2 separate regions of the Homo sapiens genome follow, and region 2 is linked to region 1. Evidence: chromatin contacts called from ENCODE POLR2A ChIA-PET data. All regions are on one chromosome and are shown on one strand. Each heading gives the region's core, a stretch centred on a gene start or an enhancer-like site at or near the end of the contact. The rest is flanking DNA. Distances are from core to core; before and after follow the strand shown.

What was found. ChIA-PET counts read pairs that join two places held with the same protein, here RNA polymerase II (POLR2A).
Region 2: POLR2A ChIA-PET joins it to region 1 with 14 read pairs in activated naive CD4-positive, alpha-beta T cell. The contact joins two enhancer-like sites. POLR2A ChIA-PET finds 5 or more read pairs at or near these places in 2 of 52 experiments (activated naive CD4-positive, alpha-beta T cell and naive thymus-derived CD4-positive, alpha-beta T cell).

What each region holds. Positions count from the first base shown.
Region 1 is chr10:22,664,683-22,670,040 of GRCh38, forward strand. The region is part of intron 1 of PIP4K2A (phosphatidylinositol-5-phosphate 4-kinase type 2 alpha); the gene reads right to left. Among named protein-coding and RNA genes, the nearest start is that of PIP4K2A, 47 kb to the right of the region's middle. Within about 2 kb of position 2,594, at least 5 of the 41 ENCODE cell types and tissues checked have a DNase peak (open chromatin) inside an H3K27ac peak, as active enhancers do.
Region 2 is chr10:26,479,468-26,484,360 of GRCh38, forward strand. All of the region lies in intron 2 of APBB1IP (amyloid beta precursor protein binding family B member 1 interacting protein), which reads left to right. Among named protein-coding and RNA genes, the nearest start is that of APBB1IP, 44 kb to the left of the region's middle. Within about 2 kb of position 1,649, at least 10 of the 41 ENCODE cell types and tissues checked have a DNase peak (open chromatin) inside an H3K27ac peak, as active enhancers do.

The DNA.
Region 1 (5,358 bases), core at 1,344-3,843:
AATAAATAATGTCCTAGAGTTTCAACATAAAAGAAACATTTAGCTGTATGCTTTCAGTACGAAGTACTACCACAGAGCCACAGACATCTTCTAGGTCTTAAAATATATTACATTTGAAAGTGAGAACTCTGTTTGGGTGAATTAGCAGATTTCATTAAAACTTTGAGGTTTATATTAGAATACTAATAACACAAAATGGAAAACTGGACATCATTGTTCTTTTGTCCCCCACTCCATGAAAAGTTTTATTTTCCTTTCACATTATATAAACACAGGATCCTTGAAAAAAATTCAAATAGAGAAAAATAAGGAAAAAAACATAACATTATTGTAATAGCAATACCCAAGATAACCACAATATTTTGATTTTTGTATACATATCTTTATGGATATATTTAATACATTCATATACAAACACACACACATACATTTTTACATAAATGAAAAACTGGCTCTATGATGTCTGTCTTCATCACTTTACTTTTTTCCCTCTAACCAACCTGTGACTTTCAAGCCTTAACAAGCCAAGGTGCGCAGCTTGGTTGGTATGTGTGATGACAAAAGCAACAAGAGAAATGCTTTGCGTTTTAAAAATATGAAATCCTATTACATATATTTCTCTGAATGTGCCTTTTCCTAAACTACATCATACAGATCCCTCCTACACAACTGGTCTAGCTCACTTTTAATTATATTACTTCAGAGAGTGAACGCACTATAATTTATTTAGCTGTTCCACTACTGAAGGTCATTCACTTTGTTTCCATTGTATCTTTTGAGACAGGGTCTCACTCTGTCACCCGTGCTGGAGTACAGTGGCACTATCATGGCTCATTGCAGCCTCAACCTCCTGGGCTCAAGAGATCCTCCTGCCTCAGCCTCCCAAGTAGTTGAAACTACAGAGGTGCACCACCACACCTGGCTTTTTTTTTTTTTTTTTTTTTTAAGAAAAAAGTAATGGTGTCTCACTATGTTGCCCACACTGGTCTCAAACTCTTGGGCTCAAGCAATCCTCCCACCTTGGCCTCCCAAAGTGCTGGGATTACAGATGTGAGACCACTGCACCTGGCCTGTTTCCAATGTTTAGATGCAATATACTATGATGCTATAAATATATTTATATATATAGACATACACATATATATACATACACACACAGACACATACATATATATACATATATATACACACACACAGTTTTACTAATCAGTACTTTTAGTTCTATGGGATAGATTATCAGAAGTGGGACTGTGAGATCAAAGGCCATATATATTAATTTTGATTACTATTTTCAGATGGCTTTCCAGGAATGCTATATAAACATACAACATTCTCTACAATGTCTGAAATAGGTTTCTAATAAACTTGACCAAGGAAAGGTTGCCTTGCCACCTATCTTTAGGAAAAAATCTAATACAACACATTTTAATTATTTTCCCCTAACTCCAATAAGTTTTGATGCTACTTTCATTACTCTCCTTGTTTCCCAATAATGCTTTTACCAATATTACATAGGGAAACACAGAAAAGAATACATTACACAAATTCTTCCACCATGAATTTCAAAATAAATATCTGAGAAATGTTGAGAGCTACAATGCCTTTAAAGTATATTGTATAACTTACTGATTATCAACCAGTTTTTATGATGGCCATCTAAACTCCAGGGGGAGAAAAACGTACCCTCATATAAAAGTCACGGGAGAAACCATGACCTTTCAATGCTCTTTTCCCAATCTACCAAAGAAAAGGAACAGCTTTTTATGCAGCAGGAAGGCATTAATTTAGGAAGCCTGTTTTGAAAAATTATCGATCCCAAAAGATATTATCAAATACTTAAGTAGAACCAAGGAACAGCTCTAAAATTCTACTCAGAAGGCAATTCCAAACACCCAGGCTAACACAGCCCCTGTGTCAACATCCTGCAGCTGGCTTATCATCAAATGCTTTCTTCAGCCTGCACAAACCCCAACTGCGGTTCTTCTTAAGTTCTCCCTGCACTGTTTCCGGCACCTACATTTCTTTTTTTCTTTCTGCAGGCTTCATCTGAAACAGCACTCTCCCAGTAGTCACTTGCATTTGATAAGCCCTACTACCCCTTTGCTCCCCGAACGTACATTTTCCCATTACATTTGTAGAAAGTTTTTAATAGTCCTATACCGATAGGAATAATATACCAATATAGCATCAGAACAACCAACATCCACATCTCTGCAAGAAAGTTAATCATTGGCCGATGCCATTCTATGAGGCACATGTAAAAAGGGCAGGTGAATCTATTCACTACCTGCTTAATAACAATCACTTTCCAATTAATATTAATAACTATAGCAAATAACATGGAAAGAAAAAAATACCCACATTTCCAACTCACAGACTATAACTTTGTAAAAATAATAATGTGTTGACTGGCACAGAAGTCCTTCATCAGAGTCAGAAAAATATTTGCCCTGATCATGTAAAATGCCTTATTTTGCCAGGTGAAAGTGGGTACTAACGGTTTCACATGATGCTTAAAAGAGCAAGATCTTGATCAAGTAGCAAGGAAATTAAAATAACTAGTGTTCAATTATATTCCACAAACTAGCTTTAAATTAATTTAGTTTCTCAAGTGGAAAAAAGAAAGCAACCACAGAGTTTTGATGTGTGTATTCAAACAGAGCACGTTAAGTCTTGAAATATTACATAATTTTTTATGAATACCAAATTAGAATTATGGTAGCAAACACCTTAAGATTTCACTCTAAGTCCTTTGGCTTTGAATGTGTTGCTTTCATCCAAAAGATTAAAGTGGGAAAGTAATATCTATGTGGTTTTACTCATTCTTCAACAAACTGAAGATCACTTATAAAATCGATAATCGTAAAAACAAATTTAGCACCTAACAAATGACGTGCTTCTCATGTCACATTCCATGAGATACACATTTATACACCAAGACATTAATCTGGGAGGTTATAAAATTAAAATTCTCTTAGAAAATGAATCCTTTGCCTTTATTTTTTAACTAGAAAATAGATGTCTTCCAGCTTTTCCCAGAAACTAATACTTGTAAAAAGAGGATTTTGAAAAAAACTTTGTAACAATTTTAAAAGTCCTCCAAAAAGTTTTAGAAGTAAATAATACTTTCATGATTGAAAGGACTCTTAGCCACAGAAAATCCTGAAGTTTTCAGTGAACTTCTGTGTGTGTGTGTGTGTGTGTGTGTGTGTGTGTGTGTGTGTGTGTGTGTGTAGAGAGGGGGAGGGAGGGAGACAGAGAGACAGAGAGAGAGACAGACAGAAAGACAGACAGAGTCTCACTCTATCACCCAGGCTGGACTGTAATGGCATGGTCTCGGCTCACTGCAACCTCCGCCTCCCAGGTTCAAGCAATTCACCTGCCTTAGCCTCCTGAGTAGCTGGGACTATAGGCGCGTGCTACCAATCCCAGCTGATTTTTGTATTTTTAGTAGAGACAGCGTTTTACTATGTTGGCCAGGCTGGTCTTGAACTCCTGACCTCGTGATCCGCCTGCCTTGGCCTCCCAAAGTGCTAGGATTACAGGCGTGAGCCACCACGCCCAATCTTAAGTAGTATTTTTTAAACTGGTCTTTAAAATTCCCTGCATTAAAATTTTAAAAGATTCTCTCAACGTTTCCCAGTAGGCCTTTTCATCACAGACTATCACCAACTAAAAAGACAATGGGCTGAAGTCAAAGCAAAACTAAGACCTCTCCTGGCTAAGTAGCACAGTGTTTTTTTTGTTTGTTTGTTTTTTAATGGTATGCTAGATAAACCAGATGCTTCTGGATCATATTGAAATATCATACAAAATAAAAACCCTTCATTGGCTTACAGGGTAGGCAGCTCTCAACATACAATTGGGCTGTATTTCAAAAGTAAAGCTCTAAGCTCATTATTTGGAACTCAGAATGCATTTTCCTGAAAATTCAATGTTATAAATAGAAGCTGGTTTTCTGAACTAGTCTGCAAAATTCTATATGGCCCACAATGTAAATGAAATACTATGCATGTGGATCAATGCAGAAAATACTAGAAAATATTCCTTTCCAATACACAGTCTACTAGCAACAGTAGATATTAAACCAAACAAAACACGAATGGGAATTTATATAAGAAACATGTACTTCTCTTGAAGCCTGATGCTTCAAGCAAAACATGGTTTGGGCTGTTTTTGTAAAGAAAAAATACCAAATAAGATAATTTAACAGTAAACTTTGGGGATGTTTCTTCATGTTTTGTTTCTGTTAGCTCAATTTTCTGTTTTAATACATTTCATTTTTAATAAAACACTCCTGGTTTTAATACTCTTTTTTTGTTGCTAGTTGATAATTTGAACATGTCTATGGAGTTTTCAAGAGCTCTGGGGACTAAGAACACTACATTCACAAGTCTCACTTTGCTTCAAAAATAATGTGGCTCTGAAATCCTTTGATAGGGAAGTGTCACAGTACTAGCCATATGCTTTGCAACTATAATGAGGGGAGATTTTTGGCTCACAAAGAGAATGAGTAAAAAGGAAATTAGAAGAGACCGAAGATCAAAAAAGGAAAGAAGGAAAGGTATGTATAGTTATGAGCCGCATAACGACACTGCAGTCAAGGACACAGCCTATACACGACGGTGGTGCCATAAGATTATAGGTGTGGGGCAGGCAACACCACCTAGGGTCATGTGAGTACACTCTGTAATGTTCACACAACAACGTAATCGCCTAACAACACATTTCTCAGAACATATCCCTATCATTAAGCAACACATGACTATGCATAAATGAAAAAAACAAAAACAAACAAACAAAAAACAACAAAACTGTCAGAAGCAAAAACCAAGCTATGAAAGAAAGAAGGAAAAGGAGCACTTCTCCCCACTAAGTCCTCTCCACAGAGTCAAGACAGCAAACCCTGTAGGGTAATGCAGCTGAGGCTATGGACACCGGGTTTATTGCGGGCGTGCCCACTGGAGAGGCCATGCACACTCAGAGGACACCACGGATGCAGGATACAGACGGTCTGCGACTTGCCAAGTTCCAGGTGCAGGCAATGGGGCAGTGGAGCTTGGAAGACTTTGTGCAATCACTTTTTTACCAACCGTTTTTTGCTAGCAAAAAATATGAATGTCTTTCTGATTTCTAGTCTGCATATTTGTTTATTTGCAGAATCTCAGTGAAAATGAATGACTATGACCTGTTAGTTCACAAGCTGACCATGATTACAGAAAGCCAGGCTGGGCCAGCCACTAGAAGCAGAGCACCTCATCTGGACATTATGGGACCTCAGCATGATGCATACATAAATTAGAGCCCCAGGCTACCATGACCTATTGTGTTTCTTAGTGCTTCCATTAATTGCAGTCT
Region 2 (4,893 bases), core at 399-2,898, 3.8 Mb after region 1:
TTAATCACTAGAGATCACTGAACCCAAAAGGACTTAACTGTGATACTTTACTGTGAAAAAATAGTTTTCACTGCCTAAAATGAAACTCTTTATTTTACAGCATTATTAGAATATGCAAACATTTGAAAAAAAACAATAAAAATAAAAATTGACACGTAAGTGTATATATCTAAAAAGCAACATTGTAATCTTTATGATGATTAAATAACTTGCTGATGTATTTTTGCTACGCTTTTGGCTGCATATTCTTTTACCTTCTCTTCCTATAGGGAATAAATTTGAAATACAATTTTCTGTATAGATGATTTAGTGTCTCCTCCAGCATGGCTGATCAAAATTAATTTTTAGGATTGAGAGTTGAGAAGAAGTTGACTTTTGCTTGACAGCTCTAGATGGTAATGCCTCCTCTGTAACTTCCTCTGTGGTTTCTAGCTCTGGCGGTACTTCTTGCCAGTGAACAAGGCCTCAGAGAAGTGCAGCCTTTGTTCTTACTAACATGGCACCCTGTGGCATCCAAAGGCCCAGGCGACAGCTGGACTGTTTGGCCAGGACCACAGAACCATCAGTTCCCACCACCCTCCCAAATCCTGAGCTGGAGCTGGGGGTGACATAAGGTAGCCAGGAAGCTTGGATCAAGGTGACCCCGGGCAAGGAGCAGAGCAGAGCGTTTCCTTCAGATCTTCTCCTTGGATTGGGACATGAGATCTAATGTCCACGAAATGCATCATGGGAGGGCTTTTGCTGGACTCCAAGTAAAGTGGAGATAGTGCTGGTAGTCGCCTGACCCCACTCCAAGACCTAGGAACCCTGACCCAGGTGACCTCCCAGCAACAGAACAGTGTTGTGTTGTGTGCTGCTGCTGGGGTGCCAGAGGAGACATGTGGCATCAGAAGGGTCCTGCAAGTGAGAAGCCCTGAAATGTAAGCTTCTTTGTTGGCTTCAAGGTACATTGGCCTCTGTGAGGAGGAAAACCAGGAAAGAAAACTGTCAGGAAAGCCAAGTGAAGAAAATATTTCCAGGAGGGAGTGATCAATAATATTAAAGGCTGTATAAGATGCTGACTGGGAACTAACCATTGGATTTCACAACAGAGAGATCATTGGTAATCTCTTCTTTCAAAATAACTTTAATATTGGAATGGTTGAGCTGCTTCTTTTTTTTTTTTTTTTTTTTTTTTTTGGTAAACATGGGATTTCCCCATGTTGCCCAGGCTGGTCTCTAACTCCTGGGCTCAAGTGATCTGCCTACCTCGACCTCCCAAAGTGCTGGGATTACAGGCATGAGCCACCATACACCACAGATTGTTGGTAATCTTGGCACACAGTTTGGTGACATAGTGCAAACAAAAGTCCAGTTGAGATAGATTCATGAGAAAATAAAGACAAGTAGGGGACAGTGAATTGACCTAACTATTCACAGGACTTTTGTTTCTAAAAAGAAATGTTCATGATTTTTATTTATTAATACAACATGATAAACAGAGTATTTTCTATTTGTATCTCTTCAAAAAATTCTAAATTGCATTGTCCCTCTGGTTTTAGGTCACAGTAGGTCCTAAATACAAAAGCAGTTCCCCATTCCTTATATAGACACCCAAAGTAGAAAAAAAAAGGGAACTTAAAATAATCTAGAGACTTGGCACTCTCTTTCCAACCCGTGGGCATCCAAGTGAAACTAGTCTACAACTTGTCTCCCAGAGCTGGAGGCCAGACAGACAGATGGAAGTGGGGATGTTGGGTTCATATGTGCTGACCTCTGTTGTCCTGTGTCAAGTGTTCTTGCACTTGAGTCCTGGGGAACATTTTTGGGTGTTGTTCAGTTCTCTCACTTTTTTCTAACTGAAGCTTGACTTAGCAGAGTGTCCCCACCTTGTCCCACCCACTTATTTCCAAATTGCTTTGATTTTATGCAAAACATAAATTTTTCACTAACTTTATGGTTTGCATAAAATCACAGCAATTTGGAAATAAGCACATTTAAAAATTGTATCTTTTATTTTTTGTTTTGTTATTTTTGTTTTTATTTTTTAATTTTAGAGACAGGGTCACACTTTGTCACTCAGGCTAGAGGGCAGTAGTGCTGTCATAGCTCACTGTAGCCATGAGCTCTTGCGCTCAAAGGATTCTCCCACCTCAGCCTCCTGAGTAGCTGAGACCACAGGTGCGCACCACTATGCCCAGCTAATTTTTTTGGCAGAGGGGATAGAGATGGGGTCTTGCTATATTGCCCAGGCTGGTTTTGAACTCCTGGCCTCAAGTGATCCTCCCACCTCTGCCTCCCAAAGTGCTGAATTTCAGGTGTAACCCACCGCACCTGGCCTAAATCATATTTTTTAAAATGTGGTAGCCCATCTCATTACGTGTGTGTGTGTGTGTGTGTGTGTGTGTGTGTGTGTGTGTGTCTTTACTGCAAAATTCTAAGACTTTTCAAAGCACTCTCTTAGTATTTTTTTAAATTACTGAAATAAATCATTTCATTTAATGATTAGTTTTTTATTTAAAATGTTATTTACAGGTAACTTTTGCCATGACAATATTGCTTACAAAAGGACCCTGTTGTCTTGGCTGTCCCTTCTGTGTGACCCTACCTATGTATATACACATGTCCATATGAATTTTGTTTGTGACTCACTGCATATTAGTCTGAATTGATCATATGACCACAGTCATTGTCCTTTTGATTCAGTAACTACTTGCTAGCCTATTAAGATTTTCACCGATCTCAGGGGTACAGTGCAAAGTTGGTTAAGTTGGCCCAAGAGGTTTCTTCACCTTAGTTCTCTGTTGAGTGAATTATTTGATATAATCCGTAACTTTAGAGATGCTTCTGTTTCCTGTTTTACGCTACACAGAAGCCTCGGCTTCCCCTTTCTCCTCCCTCAAACGTTGCAAGAACCTTTAACCATATGCTGTGTTATTCTGTGAACCACTTCCTCTTGATAAAACGCTTTCATTGCATTTTGAAAAAATACAACACTGAAGGAATCAGGTAAAATTCAATATTCTAAGTTATTTTCAATCACACTGTACACAGGTGACTTCACAGTTTCCACCAGCATTTGCGAGCATCCGAATTCTGTAGTGCGTATTTCATCCTAAGGGCAATCCCATTCATAAGCTTTTTAAAATTTTTTTCTCCTCTTTTGTATCTGTAGTTGTAATATGTCTACTGATTTATTTCCTAGAAAAAAATGTTGCCAGATGGTTTCTAATTAAAAAATAATAAAAATATCAAAGCAAATTGATACTTGGAGAGCCTCAGATTTTTGAAACTTATTTCTCATCAATTCCAGTTCTATTTTAGTTTTGGCAATCTAGTAATAAACTCAAAACACTGTAGGGTAAAAAAACAACAGTCCCTGTAACTCCAGCACTTTGGGAGGCTGAGGCGGGCTGATCACCTGAGGTCAGGTGTTTGAGACCAGCCTGGCCAACATGGTGAAACTCTTTCTCAAGTGAAAAAAAAAAAAAAAAATTAGCTGGTCATGGTGGCCGGTGCCTGTAATCCCAGCTACTTGGGAGGCTGAGGCAGGAGAAACTCTTGAACTGGGAGGTGGAGGTTGCAGTGAGCCGAGATCACACCATTGCACTCCAGCCTGGGCAACAAGAGCAAAACTCCATCTGATAAAAAAAAAAAAAAAAAAAAAAAAGCAGTCAATACTAGGATACAAACATTTTTCTTTAACTGTCTTTAACATAGAAAGATGTACAGTATGCAGATAAATTCATTGAAGAGAAGAAATACAGCTGAGGAAAACCCACACAGAAAAATCTTCCAGAAATTTGTTTAAGCCTCCAATCATGTCTGGGATCAATAAATATTTGATGACTGACTTACTTTGTGTAAACTCGATCGATTTACTTATCTCTGGATGCCTCAGTTTTCTCATCTAAGATGAATATAAAAGTGTTTTCATTTCACCTAGGGTGTGAGGATGGATTTAATCAGTCAATGCACGTAACGCACCAGGACAATCCCTGGCATGGAATGAGAACACCTAATAGTTATTCGCTGTTATTTTTATTATTATCAGGCAGGTAGAGAGCAAGGGGAGATTTCTCTCTCTCTCAACCCCAGCCATGCACAGAAGCAATTGAGTGAGGAGTTTTCTTCTTGGTAGACAGACAGGTAGCAACTTCTCTGGTTAATACTGAAGGCTAATTCTAACCTTCCTGAACTTCATTGACTGTGTCTCATTTTAATAATTGCAAAGTCATTTTTATACCTCCTCTGTTGTTTCATTTTTTTATCATTATTTATTTTGAGTCAGGGTCTTGCTCTTTTGCTCAGGCTGGAGTGCAATAGTGCAATCATGAGTCACTTCAGCCTTGAACTCCTGGGCTCAAAGAATCTTCCTGCCTCGGCCTCCTGAATAGCAGGGACTACAGGCGCATGCCAATATGACTGGCTAATTTTTTTATTTTTTGTAGAGACAGGGTCTTGCTCACAAATATTCTGTTTTGTCTTTTCTTTTCATTCTCAGTGCTCTGAAATTTTCATTCTGTTATTGGTATTAGTATCTTAGTCCAAGTAAAGACTAAGCATAACTAAAAGTACAGCTGAAACGGTGAAATTTGCAACCATTCAAATTAGCTTAGACAACCCGTGAGTTTGTAATATCTTAATACGGTGCTATAAGAAATATAAGAAAGCAGGGTTTTGACAGATAAGCTCCTTATAAAAATGTAAATAATATGAGTTTCTTCATTGTATTGACACTTGCTGCCACCGAAAACATCAACTCTGTAAACCCAAAACTTGATAATCACAAGAAGAGAAAAATCTTAACAAGTTTTTTATTTCATGCAGAAGTTGTTAGGACCACTTGTTTGTTTTGTTTTGTTTTGTTTTGTTTTGAGATGGAGTCTTGCTCTGTCGCCCAGGCTGGAGTGC